Regions from separate parts of the Homo sapiens genome. Here regions 2, 3 and 4 are each linked to region 1. A link is a contact called in ENCODE Hi-C data. All regions are on one chromosome and are shown on one strand. The core of a region is the stretch at or near the end of the contact, and the rest is flanking DNA. Distances in the headings are between cores, read along the strand shown.

Region 1 (3,770 bases), core at 1,244-3,743:
AGCTGTGAACCATCTGGGAAGGTACCACAGATAGAAAGCAATGTTTCTGGTCAGTTTGAGTATTAAAATCACTCAGATCTGACTGATGGAGATGGCATTAGAGGAAGTCAAGTGCTTTTTCCAGTGTCACTGAAGCTGGCCTCTGGAATAGAGGTGTGAACTACTGTGCAAGAAATGCCCTCTACTTCCCCCAAATGGAAATAAATTAATAATTAAGAGTGACTATGGACAGATTCAGGTTTTGTGGGACCTACAACTTATATATAACTTGGGTATCCTCTCTAAGAAATAAGAAAGCAAAATTGCAAATACAGGACTGAGTATGAAACTGGTTATTTATTTAGAATGAGAACCAGAAGCAACCTACAGTTATAAGGCCATAAAGCATAAAGTTTATCAGCTACATGGTAATTTCACCTCTGCTAATGACCAAGTATGGAGCATAAAGTATAGAAAGGGAGGAAGAGCAGGTAATCAGGCAGAGGAAAAATAAAAAAACCGCGCTCCTTAAGGAATTCTGGAGACTGAACAAGAAAAAGACTAAGAATAAAATCCCAGAAAGAACTCTGAATTGCAGAATACAGATGGTATGGAGATGGGAGAGGACCCAGAACCCCTAGTCAATGTATATAACACATTGTCATCATATTTATTTTCCAGTGATCTACAACCATATTGCTTTTAGGAGGCTTGCCTAGTGGGACCAGATTTTGGGAAACAGCAGTCCACTTCATTGCAGGTACTCAACAAGTGTTTTTTGAATGAATAAATAAATACATAAATAAATAAAGAGAAACAAGCTGAAATACTCCTTTTTCTTACTCTCCACCAGGAGCTGCTTTCCTCTGATGCTCCAACATACATGTATGTTTTTGCTGGTACTGGCTGGAACTGGCAAAGCAACAGTTCATGCCAATCTCTTCTCTTGGCCTGTTCAGGATAAACAATGTTGGGTTCAGATAAAGCTATCTCTACCCAACATTAATTTGTAGCATGTTCAGAGTCTCCTCGAAAGATTTATATATAAAAATGGCTACTGTGGGGCCACTCTACTTACTCCCTCCCATCAGCTTTCTCTTTCTGAATCAGATCCTGCAGGGATAACTCAGAAATTATTAACACCTAGTAGGGGGAGGATAGGTCAGTGTGGTATTCTAGCCAGGGATGAAAGGCAACAAAATTCCTAATTTTCAAACATTTTACCAATGATGGCAACATAGGCGACAATATATCAATCATGATGAGGCTTCCAGGAAGATATTGGAAAGCCTCATGCACCACTCACTTGGTTAGCCACAAATCCAAGCCAGGACCAGGGGCACCCTGGCCCACCAACTGGCTCATCAGAAGACAAGATTCAGGTGGTGGGAGCTCTTAGTGAAAGGAGGAAGGAGGATACAACAGGGCACTCAGCCCCTGCTTCATAAAGGGATTCTCTTTGGACAATAAATGTCCTACACCTTCCTGCAAGTTCATATATATATATACACACACACAGTTCATATATATATATATATAAACACAGTTCATATATATATATATAAACACAGTTCATATATATATATAAACACAGTTCATATATATATATAAACACAGTTCATATATATATATAAACACAGTTCATATATATATATAAACACAGTTCATATATATATATAAACACAGTTCATACACACACACACACACACACACACACACACACACACAGGAATAGTTTAAGAGCTCACCCCCTCTTCTCCTCTTTTTTTTTTTAACCTTTTCTTAAAGGAGTCTACCTCCTTCCTCTTCACCTACTAAATTTTCTACGGAAAATAGAGAAGAGCAGGACTGGAATAACACTACTGCTCCCTCAATACTACAGAAATCTGTATCCTGATGTTCTGTTTAGGGCAAAGGATATGAAATCAGTGAGGCAAAGCAGCCACCTCAGGAATTAGTACTGCAGGTCTTAAATGGGAGAAAATCGTTCAGCCACTTACAAGCTAGGTGATTCGACCTCAAGAGAGTTATTGAAACTCCCCAGACCTCAGTTTCTTGGTTTTGCAAAACGGGGATGAATTTAGTTCCCACCTCACAGGACTGTTGAGGACTGAGAAAATCCACGTAAAGTGCTAAATACAACTGCACAGCAAGAGCTAATTAAATATTAGTATTTAATAGTAGTAGTAGTAAAATTATTGTGTCTGCCTCCCCCAGTCACACCACCAGCAAAACTGGCACAACCCCCACTCCTACCTCGCAGGATATGGGGCCAAGCCATGGCTACACTACACTCTCGCATGCATGAGAGACCCCCAAACACCACAAGAGCTACTGTAGGTTCCCCTACCCCTCACTGGCCAGGGTCCCCCAGGCCACCGCTACGGTCCACACTGACCTGAAATGCCACCTCCGATCACGACTACGTCGAACATGTGGCCCGCGATACTCGCCTTCTCTTGATTCTCCATGCTTTGGCTGACACGCTCCTGGGTCGTAGGCACAGGAGTGGGGACGGCAAAGGGTGGGAAGGACCCTTCTATCAACTCCCCCGGGGAGCCCGGGGGCGGAGCCGATCCTTCTTTTGATACCCGGGGGGAGCCGGGCACTGTGGGCGGGGCGAACCCTTTTGCTGATACTCCGGGAGCGCCCAGGGGCGGAGCTGATGTTTCAGCTGATACCCGGGGGGAGCTGGGCACTGAGAGCGGGGCGGACCCTTGTACTGACACTCGGCGAGAGTTATTAGGTTTAGAATGTCCTTGTGTCGGCAGCTGGAAAGGATTACTGGGTGCAGGAGGTTCTTGTATTGAACCCCGCGGAGTGTCAGGCACTGAGGTGGGGGTAGACGCCTGCCTTGACACTGGGGGGATGTTATGGGGTGCAGGAGGTGCTTGTGGCGACACTGGGGAAATGTTATTGGGTAGAGGTGGTCCTGGTACCAAACCCCAGGGGAAGCTGGACACTGAGGATGCGGCAGACCCTTGTACTGACACTCGGGGGTGTTACTGGGTGTAGGAGGTGCTTGTATTGACACTTGCGAAAGGTCATTGGGTATAGGAGGTCCCCGTACAAATATCCAAGTGTAGTCGGACACTGAGGTCAGGTTGGAATCCGGGGGCAGGGTCGGTCCTTTTACCAAACCCCGTGGGGTGCTGAACCCTGAGGAGAAGGCAGACCCTTGCAATGACTCTACGGGGGAGTTTACGGGCGGGGTAGGTCCTGTTACTAATACCCAGGGAATGCCGGTGTCCTGATTGGAGGCTGTGACGGCCCCATCGGAGGAGTTCGAGCTGGTGGTAGACTTGGGGATCCGACTGCTCGGGTTGTAAGCGCTGAAACCCCGGAGGCCACTCTTGGAGTCGGAGTCAGTACTCTCGCTAAGACCGGTAGTGCTGATTGGGGAGTGTATGCTGGAGCTCCAGGAGGCGGCCTCGGCAGTTGAGGACGTGCTCCACTGGGAACTGGCTAGCGGATCCGAGACGGACCGCCACTCAGAACGGACGCTCCATTCGGACAGGCTGTAGGAGGTGTCGTCCAAGCTGGAGTCCGGGTTCGGGACCTGGGCAGTTGTGCCCCCGGCTTCGGGCGGGCCCTCCGCCTTGCGCTCGGTGCCGGTGCCGGTACTGGTGCGGGTACTGGTGCCGGTGCCGGTACTGGTGCGGGTACTGGTGCCGGTGCCGGTACTGGTGCGGGTACTGGTGCCGGTGCCGGTGCCGCCGGGGAAGGAGGCTGAGGCGTTTGTGCTCATGTTTCTGGAGCACGCTGGGCGCTGGGGGCGGTGTTCTGCTTCC
Region 2 (3,770 bases), core at 374-2,873, 2.9 Mb after region 1:
GGATTTTAAATGTTCTCACCAAAAGAAGTAAGTATGTATATCATTTGATAGATGTTAATAGCCTGATTTGCTCATTCCACAATGGTTACATGTTTCAAAACATCACATTGTATGCCATAAGTATATACTATCAATTAAAAATAAAAATAATATTTAAAAATAAGGTAGCTGCCTTCCAGCAACTGTATCTGTAAGGGGTATAAATAATCCCAATGCATTTTAATAACTAGCACAATGATATTCTGTTTCAATGTGCTTTAGGACCACCAAGGGAGGGAACAAGTGAGCTTACACCTTCAGAAGCAGATGAACCGCTTTCAACAATGATAAAGAATTACCCAAGTGATGACAGTAAGAATATTCTAACCTTAGGGAACATCATGAACATCTCTTACACCAAGAGGAGATGAAACTGCAAAAAGATGTTTGAAAGGGGTCGCAGCAACGAATGCTTCTAATAGTGAATCTCTACGTTAGGGCATGTTAGAATCACCTTAGGAAAGTTCAAAAATTCCCCAAGCCCAGACCTCAAGCCAGACCAATTAAATCTGAATCTACAGGGGTGGAACCCATATATCTAAGTATTTTTTTAAAAAACAGCTCCTCAGATAATTGCAAAGTGCAGCCAAGGTTGAGAATCGCTGTTTTAAAGCAGGTACAAAAAATTAAACGTGGACTTTGATGGGGGGGACGGGAGTGTCGGTAGGCATGGATGAACTGAAAAGCCCTTCAGAATAGAGCGGTGACTGCAAGAGCAAGGACAAAAACTATATGAGAGCCCGTGGCAGGGGATTTAAGGGCCGTTTTTGTGTGGGACTGACAGGATTTGGGGGATGGTGACGACCTCAGCATACACCCGACTCTATTAAAATTGAGTTACTCTGCCAGCGGCCCTGTCTCTACCCGCAATCATATTTTCTAGCACCTTTTCCCACAGTTTGGAAAAAAAAAAAAAGGGGCGAAAACGTTCTCCCACGTAACGCGCCGTGGACGTGTATGGGAGGAGCAAAGGCCTGAGAATCACAAGCGCGCGGCCGCTCCCATTTCTTCGCGATTCCAGAACCAGAATTCACGAACATTTAGAGGAGGCCTCCCCTGGCTGTGTTTGTGCCCCACTTAGGAAGCGATGGTGGATTTCTCTGGGCAAATTGTCGCCTTTACAACGCCAGGGGGCGGAGGCGGGAGGGAGAGCGGCGAGGGTAAGGGCGGGGCAACTGCTGACGTTCCCGGTGACGACTCCGGCTCAGCCCTCACCCTGGTTTCCGGCGGCGCGCGGCTCCCTTTTCCGCTCTCCCGCGCGCTCACAGGTACCGCCTCACTCCCACGCGCCCCCCAGCGCTGCGGTGCTAGACAGCTGAGAGAACAGACACAGACCTGTCGGAAGGTCCTCTGCAGGTCCCCCTTCCGCTCTGCCGATCGACTTCCGCCTCGGGCAGTCAACATGTACGTTGCGGCTGTCTGGCGAAGCTGCTTCTGAGCGTTTGCGGAGGCGCAGCTTCCCCTCTGCGGGGCCGCCCTGCTTCCCCCCCATCCCCGCCTCCCCCCGCCCCTCGCTCCTGTCCCTGGGGTCGGCGGACTTCTCGCTACATGGGGGCGGGCTTCCGCGGTCGGCGCACGGCTTCCTGTTCTGAGGCGGCCCGGCGGTAGGCGGTGGCGACTCTGCCCGCTCCCGTTTCGGCGCGGTGACCGAGCGCCCGGGAGGCTCGAGGACCGCATCGTGTGCCGTTGCGCCAAGCCCGGTCCTGCGCCGCCATGGCCCCAGTGCAGCTGGAGAACCACCAGCTGGTCCCGCCCGGAGGCGGCGGCGGGGGCAGCGGCGGACCCCCGTCAGCCCCAGCCCCTCCTCCCCCGGGAGCCGCCGTGGCGGCGGCCGCTGCAGCTGCGGCTAGCCCGGGCTACCGGCTGAGCACCCTCATTGAATTTCTGCTGCACCGGGCCTACTCGGAGCTTATGGTGTTGACGGACCTGTAAGTGCCCCGAAACCCCTGCCTGTTCCCCAGCCCCCCTTCCCGCCCAACCGGCTGAGACGTTTGCACCTCCCTCTCCCCGAGAGGCTGCTGTGTTCTCCGCTGGACTGCTTAGTCTAGAATTTTTGAACTCCTGGGGTTCAGCAGAGGTGGAGAAGAAGCTTTGTATCTGGGGTCTTCCTGGCAACGATGCAACAGAGACTTGTTAATTTTGCGTGTTGTTACACTTCCACTGAAAATTGTGTGAAATTTTTGTCCGAGTTCCCAACAGAACTCTCTTGATTTCTTGGCTGGAATACATAATATTCGAGCTTTTAGAAAAAACTCTATAGATGGGAAATTTGTATTACAGCCTCTTGACGATACGTTTTAAATGTAAGCTGTTATTGCTTCTAAGTTAATGCAGGAGCTACATACGTTGTGTATAAAATACAAATTTGAATTCAAAGTACTTTTTTTCTGGAACTTTTGAGTGTTTGAGGTCTTAATGAAGTTAGTGTGAGTAAAATTTTTTTGTAAGTAGTCTGTTATTTCTTGGAGTATGAAGGGGGTTTATAAATCACCTAGTTACCCATGAAATGCCTTGGGGCATGATTAAGTTGTTAATCCCTTCAGAATAGGATCAGAATATACTAACGAATTTCAGTGTGTGAAGAAAAGGCACCGTAACATTTTGGGACTCTGTTGTACATCTTATAACCCAGGTTCAGAAAAAGTTAATCAGAATTTTATTTTTTATCTATTGCAAGACTTCAGATCAGGGTTATCAATTGAGATACATTAGTATGCAGATATTAGGCTCTAAAGCGTCACAGTAATTTGTTTTTAGAGACTGATAACAGATACTTGTTTGCAGATGACTGAAAGAGTAGGCTCTACTTAACTCCTGTAAAACGTCATTCTCAGTTTTGATGTATTGTACTTTTTTGAATGGGACAGAAAAAAGTAGTGTTAAAGAAGCCTACCCATGGCTAATGAGAAATTTAAATCGCTGTCAGGTTTAGGGACTATTATAATGATATACCTCTCTGCACCATTTATTGTTGGATTTCATAAAAATCCAAGAATATCCATGAGAAAGTTTCATGTATGTGCCTATATAGAGCTGTGGGAAAAAAAATGTTGAAAACTGCTGCTATCGGTGGTGTAATTTGCTTTTCCATAGGGGATTTGTAGAAATTCCTTGAATTGTGGTTGTCTTTTTACTATTTTAGGACTTGGCTTATGAAGAGAGGAACATCTGTTTTATTGCCGTAGAATAAGTATGTAGTTATAGTCCCACACCCTTTATGTGATGGTTCCCATATTTGTATCTCCAGCACAGACCTCTCTGATGAACTCCAGACTCTATATCCAGATGCCTACATTTCAGTATCTTGATGGGCATTTCAACATAGCAACTCCAGCACCAAACTCCTGATTCCACTGTCCTCCCTCCTGCAGAACCTTCTTTGCTATCTCACTAGTCTCTCCATTCTTCCTGTTGTTGCTCAGGCCAAATATTTTGGAATAACTCCTGGCTCCTCTCTCTTCACATCCTACATACATCAGCAAGTCCTGTTATCTTTGACTTCAGAGTCTGACCATTTCTCAACACTTCCACCAAGTGCTGGTCCAAGCCACCTAATCCTTCACCTGTGTACTGCAATAGTCAGTTCACTGGTATCTCTGTAGTTCCCTTGCCCCTTCTATAGTTTCTTCTCCACAAAATAGCCAGGATGATTCTTTTAAAATTTCTCTGCTTAGAACCCTTCGATGGTTCCCCATCTCACTGAGATTAAAAAGTGTTGATAATTGCCAGGT
Region 3 (3,770 bases), core at 538-3,037, 2.6 Mb after region 1:
AGGTAAAAGAACAGTACACATACTTCTCTCCCCGAAAAATAAAGCATGAATATTTAATCTATACCTACAACTTGCTTATTTAAACTAAAAGACAATCTGAAGCAATTATATACACCTGTAAACTGCACCGTGTAAATTCAATTAACGTTGTAACTATGGAACTTCCAAAAAATAACATGCTTAATTTAAGCAGGTTCTACTAGAAATTTTGCAAATTCTCGTGTAAGTTCTAGTCGCTACAGAAATCCACACAAATAATTTAAGAAGCCATCTACACACCTGCTGTATAACTCTTTAACTTATTTCACAATGAATGAAAAATCAGCCATTTATCCAACCCTAAGCCTCACGTCACAAGAATCTGAAGACCTGATCACTACCAAACTCGCACATGCTAATATTTGCAGAAACAGTTAAAAATAGAAAGGTAATAGGTCCAAGCTAGCTTGGAAGCGATTTCTGCATTCAAAAACCCCTTTCACGGCTTTGGCCCTCTGCAAATAAAGCGGGGCGAAGGAGGTGTAGGAGGCCGATAACCCAGCTCCCACTCCAGGAGCCCAGGGCCGGGGAGAAACTGCGGGTTATCGCGGGAGGGTGGGGGGAGGCGGACAAGTCGTCAGGCCTGATAGCCAGGCGTAGCCGAGGCCTAGCTCCCCAGCTCCAAATCACTCCACCTCAGTAATGGCGTTTGGTGTCAAGTGGAACCAGACCGGGTAGGAAAGCGGCCGCCGGGCGGGGGGCGGCCAGCCCCCAAACCGACCCGGCCCCCGGGTGCGGACGGCGGGGGGGCTGCCCGCCACGCCCGGAGACTCCATCCTCCTACTCGGCCCCAGACAGGACGGGAAGGGGGAGGAGGGGGAGGGACGGAGCCGTCAGCCATTTTCCCTTACAGTCCAAAACACACAGACACGCTCTCGGGACACCGGCTCCACACACAACACGGGCCCGCGCGCCCGCCCAGCCCGGGCCGGAGGAGGGGGAACGGGGAAGCCCCAGCCTGGCCGGCAGCCGCCGAGGGAAGAGGCTCGCACACACGCACACCCCCCTCGCCCTCCTCCCCTCACCCACATCCAGCTGTTGGCCCCGGGAAAGAGCGTCGCCCCAGTGCAGCTGGCCACTCACCGCACGACACAGACGTCTTCTCACAACCAGGGCACACGGAGGCGGGAGGCACCAGGCGACGGTGGGGCTCGGTCCCGGGACGAGACCTACCCTGGGTGCATCCCAGGCCCGGGGGTGACCGGCAACAAAGTGTATCGAAAGGCTGCGGCGGCCGGGCTCGGGGCTGCGGGCGTCTCAACCAAAAGGCTGCACACCGGCGCCGGAACTCGCTCCTCGCCGCGCCCGCCTCCTCCTCCTCCTTGGCCGGCGACGGCCCTCTTCCCCTTCTCCCCTCAGGCTGGGGCTCTCGCTGAGCTCAGACGGGCTCCGGGCGGTGCGTTTCTCCTGCGTCACCTCCTCCTGCTCCTCCTCCTGCAGCGACGGCTTCACCTTCCCCTAGTCGCCGCCTCTGTCCCCGCTCCAGGCCTGGTGGCTTTGAAGTAGCTCGCTCCTCGCTCCCGGCGCCGACCCAAGCACCGGGCGCTAAGGCGGCCGCCTCCCGTGAGAGAGAGGCGGCGGCGGCGGGCTCCCGCGAGGCCCGGGAGCTGTGTAAGGCGGGGAGGGGCTAGGCGCGACAGAGGCCCTGACGGGGCCGGGTGCGGAGAGGTTGCGGCTCCGGCGGCGGCGGAGACTAGCGTCCGCAGCCGCGGATGCCCGTCCTCGTCAATATGGCGGATCCGGCAAACCAAAAAAAAAAAAACCGCTCGGCCAGTGGCGGCGGCGGTAGCGGCGACGGCGGCAGCAGCGGTGGCGGCGGCGGCGGCGGCGCAGACTCCCACTAGCCCCAGAGCCGCCCAAGACCCGAAGTTCTCCGCCCCCGTCAGGGCCCGCCCCTTTCAGGCCCCTCCTTTCGGCCCTCCCCCTGCTCCTGCCCAGCCCCCTCCCGCTCAGCTGCCCCCTCTTCTCTCCCTCCACCCCGGGCCGTCAAGGCTGGGAGAGCAGCGCGAGCCGCTGAGGGGGCCGGGCTTCGGCGCGAGCCGCCGGGAACCCGGAGAGCTAGGGTGGGGGAGGGGAAGACAATGCGGTAAAGATTGTTCGCGCAGTACTGTTTCTTCCGGCTGGCCCCTTCAGGGTCGTGCTACGGCCAGAAATCCTGTTCCATGCCCCTCGGCTCAGGAGCGGGACGAGGGCAGAGGTGGCTCTAGGACCGAAGTTGGGGAAGGGAGGCCCGAAAAGATCTGGCACACCACTCGGGAGGGGCTGGGCGGCAGGGACTGGCGGGGTGTGTGGCCACGACAGGGTTAATCGCGTGAGCCGCAGCCGCGTCGCTCATAGTTTGACTCGGGCCGCTTGTTTTTGTTCCATTGTGAACCGTAGCCCCGCCGACAAGAACCCGGATGATGACGTCACCGGCCTCCCCCTTTTCCGGGACCGTGGGGGGAGGGGCGCGGAAAGATGAGATCTCGAGACCACGCGCTGGGCGGTCGCCGCCGCGGTGCCTGGAGGTCCCGGCGGTGCAGCTGACCCGCGTCACGTGACGCACGAGCTGGCCGGGCCACTGGCTGCGGGGGCGCGAGGTCCCGAGGGCCTGGCCACCTGCTTGGCGCCGATAGGGGGAAGGTGTGGCTATCTCCCGCAGCGGAAGGAGGGGGCGTGGGGAGTGAGGTCCTTTTCCCCACCCCGCGAGGGAGGTGCTCTGAGAAACTCTTTCACACGATCATGCATCATCACTACCTCAAAGCGTTTAGGCGTCCTCAAAGCGTTTAGGCGTCCTCACAGCCTAGCTGACGGGACTGACCACCTTTTTGGCCATAGGAGCCCTTCAAACAGACCAGCAAAGAAAAAAATTATAAAGTGCCCCAGACGGCTTAGCGAATAGGCCGTACTTGATGTGGCAAGATTAGCCTCCATTGCCAGATCATCAGCACAATTCGGTGTTAGGACCCGGAAGAAACTTATGAACCCATCCGCTGTGTCATGGACTATTTTCTACATGTTTATATTCCAAAGTGCGGGCATAGGAAAAACTTAGGCTAATCTCAAATTAATGGGGTGCTTGGAACAAATCTGTACAGTCTACCTAGGATGCCCAAATGAAGAGGAAATTAACAGTTCCTAATTTACAGATTTCCTTTTGACTTAAAAAATACCTGTGGACATCAAATGGCATGCAAAATCATAGTAAAACCCTACAAACCGAGATCTATTTTATAGAGAAGAGGGTTGAATTTAGTTATGCTATGATTATATCAGTTTGTAATAAAAGACTGTTAAAAATGGAACCAAACTAATGTAGGTGACAGTGAAAGCAAGTTATTGGTATCTTAAATTTTTAAACCATTTCTCTATTTAGCACAAGATTGTTTACAAATTTTTCACCACAAATTATCTAATAGGGTATCCAAGATGTATCATTCATAGCCCTAATAACTCTTAGCATATGTTACCTTGTTTTTATAATTATTTCCATGAATCATTTGCTTCCCCACTAGCTCATGGGCTTCTAAAAAGCAGACACGACCACCCGCGTACACTATAGGCTGTTATTTTCTATTTTAGATAAGGAAACAGAAAGGGTAAATGATTTGCCCGAAGTCAGGATTGGAAAGTGTTGAACACTGGTCTTTTAACCCTATCAAAAGTGCACCTTTAACAAGGATGTCCCCTCTCACCAATTCTGTTCAATATTGTACTTGCAGTTCTAGCCTGAAAAAGAAATGAAAGGCATC
Region 4 (3,770 bases), core at 215-2,714, 2.1 Mb after region 1:
TTTAACACTCTCCTTTTATCCTTTATCTCCTGTTTCTTACCAAGCAGATGATTAAAGAAAACCTTTTCAGTGTTTGTACATGTGAACTAGTTTCTCACTGACCTCAACTCTCCTGACATCAGCAGTGTCAGAAACCTCTTTCCTGTTGAGCTGAGTCATAGCCAGCTGTCGTGGATTTCTCTACAGCATAGAAGGGAGGAAAGCCACGGTAGACCAGGCCATTTTTGACCATACATATCCAAAATCTGTATTCAAATTAGGCTTTGGATTTTTTAAAAAGGCAAAATGACAGCCTTTGCCTATGTTCATTGTCATAGCAAGCAGACAGAGGTGTTTGGGGCCTCTGATCCCTTTTCCCACTGCAGTGTAGTAGCACCCAGGTTATGAATACCTATTAAGTATGAAATAAGCTTCACAGACTCACCAAACATTTTTTTTTCTTTTTTTTGAGACGGAGTTTTGCTCTTGTTGCCCAGGCTGGAGTGCAATGGCGTGATCTCAGCTCACTGCAACCTCTGCCCCCCGAGTTCAAGGGATTCTCCTGCCTCAGCCTCCCAAGTAGCTGGGATTACAGGCATGCGCTACCACACCCTGCTAATGTTTGCATTTTTAGTAGAGACGGGGTTTCTCCATGTTGGCCAGGCTGGTCTCGAACTCCCGACCTCAGGTGATCCACCAGCCTTGGCCTCCCAAAGTACCGGGATGACAGGTGTGAGCCACCACTCCCAGCCCAAAATTTTTTTTTAAAAAAAAGCCAAAATTAATAAGCAAAAAGTGGCTGGGTGCGGTGGCTCATGCCTGTAATCCCAGCACTTTGGGAGGCCAAGGTGGGTGAATCACCTGAAGTCGGGAGTTTGAGACCAGCCTGGCCAACATGGTGAAACCCCGTCTCTACTAAAAATACAAACATTAGCAAGGCATGGTGGCGCGTGCCTATAATCCCAGCTACCCGGGAGGCTGAGGCAGGAGAATCACTGGAACCTGGAAGGCAGAGTTTGCAGTGAGCCGAGATGGTGCCACTGCACTGCAGCCTGGATGACAGAGCGAGACTCTGTCTCAAAAAAATAAATAAATAAAAAATTTTTAAAAGTAAAAAGCATATTCTATGGGGTACACCATTATAATGTGGCATACTCAATGTAATTTTTATGTAATTACCTAGTCTATTGTCTAATTCAATGTATATTCACTTTTGAAAGGCATGTCACTTAGAAAGTTTTGTATTCACATCTATAAAAAGGTGACCATTGAAGATCTGTGAGACCATTGCTGTATGAGCAAAAGGCAATTGGCTGCTGGGCTTTTCCCAGGAACTTACTCTACTGTTAACTCGAGCAGTCCCTGCTTCATGACTACATTTCATTTTCCGGCTATGTGCTCTCAGATGGCTTGTGCTAATTGCCCCCATGTGTTTTGAGTGGCTTCTTACATGGTTTTGTGAACAATTGTTTGTAAGAAAACTTTTCTTTCTTTCCCACCACCCCCCCTCCAGAGGGAAATGCGGGGGAGTATTACCTTCAAGATTGTGCCAAGTTACCGCACTCAGTCTTCGTCCTGTGAGGTAATGACTCTAACAAACCACCCCCATCTGCTCTGAGTTCTTAACTAACTGTCTGCTGATGGCTGTATGTTTTTGCTTTCTGGGAAATTGTTTCTGCCTGTGCTGTTAGATCACTGCACACCAATTTTACAACAAAGATAACGGAACAGAGTAGGTCCCATCCACCTACTCAGCCCTGCTTCCATGTGGATCTCCTCAGCACTTTGAACTTTTTGCAGGCTGAAATCTGAGCAAAATGTAGAGAAGTTACAAATGATGACATAAGGCTTAATAAGGAAAAAACGGAGTGTCTGAGGGAAAAAAACTAAAGGCCATAATTGCAGTAATATTTCCAGGAAGTTCATTCACTTCCCTTGTTAAGAAATCACATAGATAGTTCTTCTTTCTAAGGATCTGAGAAGTGATCTATTTCTGTTGAGATACAGTTGTTCATACAATTGTGACAGGTCTCTAGATGGAAGTTAAGTCTGCAATGAATTGATAATTGACTTCACTAGAGGGAAATAGGCTTTTGCAACCTTTTGTAAAACTGTTTAAATTTAGAATGGTATGTGATCTGTAAACAAGTAAGTTTTCTAGAGTAATACAGCCCCAAAGTTTCTTTCTTAAAATAGGCTTATCCTGTAGAAATTATAGTTCTTCCAACCTATATTATTCAGTTTTGTGTTGGTTGTTAAATGAGATTCAAAAATCTATTCTTTTTGTATTGGAAATATAAATGGGCATAAATGATATCATCCTTTGGTCATTGCACGTTCAGCTCGAGTGTTATTTATTGAAGCTTGTTCTTTCATGTGCATCTTCCGAGAGTATGTGCATCAATATGAAGTACACACTTCCTAAAGTTTATTTTTAAGACTGACAGGTAACTTATTGGATTTGTACTTAGGAGAACCTGAGAGAGAATTGTAATACTTCTAGTCTCTAGTGATGGTGTAAATTTCATAAGAAAAATCAGAGGCTTCATATTTTTTAAAAGCCTATTGAAGATACATATTAAAATGTATAGTTTTGTCAAGTATATTTTTGGTGAGCCATGGCAATTGAGGTGTCCGTTGTAACGGGTCTTGAGCTCCTCTTGGTGGCTTTTTATGGAACTTCAATTAATAGTATATTTCAAAAGAAAATGCAGAATTGCTTCTGTTCCAGGATTCAGAGTATTGAAATTTGTTACCTAGAACACAAACTTTGCTGGGAAACAAAGAATGTCACACTTAACATTCTATGTAAATAATTTTAATATTCCAGAGTTACAGATGTCCTTATATCATTTCTCATCTGTTGAAGAAATTTAGTAAATACAATTGACTTTTGTCTTTTTGGCTAACTAACCAGAAGGTACTGTTAGTTATTAATACAACATAAGTTTCTCTTTTTTTTTTTAAATGGTCGAACTAGTTTGGGGTGGAACCAGTATCATAGATGTAAATTCTATGTTCTTGAGTAAGAAGAACCCCTCTTACCTTCTTTGCCTTTGAATAGTAGAAAAAATAATGATACTTCTCTCCTAGCTCCACCTCCAGCCTTTTTGGCCCTCCTGTTCCCTGGCAGAATTCAAGCTTGTGGTTGGACTCTTCCCAGCTAGGGCAATACTTCAAAAAAAAAAAAAGAAGGCTCTCTGGCCACCTGCATCTGCATCCCCCAGGTCCTTGGTTAAAGAGTAGACCCCTGCCCCTCACCCTGGCTCTACTGACTTGAGTCTCTGCGGGTGGCACCTGGAGATCAGTCTTGCTCACTAACATATGAGAATGCTCTTCTAAGGGATCTCATTACCTTTAAGGCTGACAGGTTCTAGAAATGCTCTTAAGTCATCTGGGGAAAAAAAATGTCTTTTAAAAAGACATGCACATTTCTAAGGCTTAAAAGAACTCTACAGAAGCAAAAATTAAAAAGTACTTATTTCCTTCCTCTCCTTGTTCTTATCGTTAAAGTTGATTTGGACACTAAGGGAATGGAGCCTGGAAAATATTTTGAGTGTATAGAATAGTAGAGAGAAAGCAAGCGATAGAGGAGCCTGGATATAGGAAGAGTGGCTGTGGCTCCTAGGATCTTTGCTGGAAGTGTAATATTGTTATAGGCTTGAGATTATTGTTTTAATCAATCTGCTAAAATAGTCTTAAAAAAAGAGTTCTTCTCTGATGTATATCTCTTTTACCCTTACTAGTAATAATATTTATTCTATAATAGAAAGATTCTGAGGTGATTGTAA

Evidence for each region. Hi-C counts contacts between places; a loop is a spot of excess contacts on that map. Pooled maps may share reads with other maps.
Region 2: a map of CD4-positive, alpha-beta T cell shows a loop between it and region 1 (7-fold over the local background). The contact joins the promoter of MED14 here to the promoter of MAOA in region 1. A Hi-C loop is called at or near these places in 2 of 168 maps with a recorded cell type or tissue (CD4-positive, alpha-beta T cell and naive thymus-derived CD4-positive, alpha-beta T cell) and 6 of 50 pooled maps.
Region 3: a loop to region 1 is called in a map of CD8-positive, alpha-beta T cell, with 8 times the contacts of the local background. The contact joins the promoter of USP9X here to the promoter of MAOA in region 1. A Hi-C loop is called at or near these places in 2 of 168 maps with a recorded cell type or tissue (CD8-positive, alpha-beta T cell and naive thymus-derived CD4-positive, alpha-beta T cell) and 9 of 50 pooled maps.
Region 4: a loop to region 1 is called in a pooled map, with 3 times the contacts of the local background. The contact joins the enhancer-like site here to the promoter of MAOA in region 1. A Hi-C loop is called at or near these places in 4 of 50 pooled maps.

Annotation. Positions count from the first base shown.
Region 1 is chrX:43,655,022-43,658,791 of GRCh38, reverse strand. It overlaps MAOA (monoamine oxidase A), which reads right to left and starts at 2,493. Exons shown (of 15, transcript NM_000240.4): 1 at 2,378-2,493. The coding sequence starts at 2,450. RefSeq lists an enhancer at 3,600-3,659 and a silencer at 3,591-3,770.
Region 2 is chrX:40,733,395-40,737,164 of GRCh38, reverse strand. It overlaps MED14 (mediator complex subunit 14), which reads left to right and starts at 1,623. Exons shown (of 31, transcript NM_004229.4): 1 at 1,623-1,967. The coding sequence starts at 1,753. It overlaps MED14OS (MED14 opposite strand), which reads right to left and starts at 1,475. Exons shown (of 2, transcript NR_169211.1): 1 at 1,375-1,475. RefSeq lists enhancers at 411-1,331, 1,332-2,253 and silencers at 1,286-1,375, 1,636-2,015.
Region 3 is chrX:41,083,462-41,087,231 of GRCh38, reverse strand. USP9X (ubiquitin specific peptidase 9 X-linked) reads right to left here and starts at 1,787. Exons shown (of 45, transcript NM_001039591.3): 1 at 1,123-1,787. RefSeq lists silencers at 593-1,052, 1,753-2,132, 2,563-2,632 and enhancers at 1,177-1,714, 2,253-2,792, 2,542-2,836.
Region 4 is chrX:41,557,570-41,561,339 of GRCh38, reverse strand. CASK (calcium/calmodulin dependent serine protein kinase) reads left to right here. Exons shown (of 27, transcript NM_001367721.1): 18 at 1,493-1,561. Among named protein-coding and RNA genes, the nearest start is that of CASK-AS1, 42 kb to the right of the region's middle. Within about 2 kb of position 1,464, at least 5 of the 41 ENCODE cell types and tissues checked have a DNase peak (open chromatin) inside an H3K27ac peak, as active enhancers do.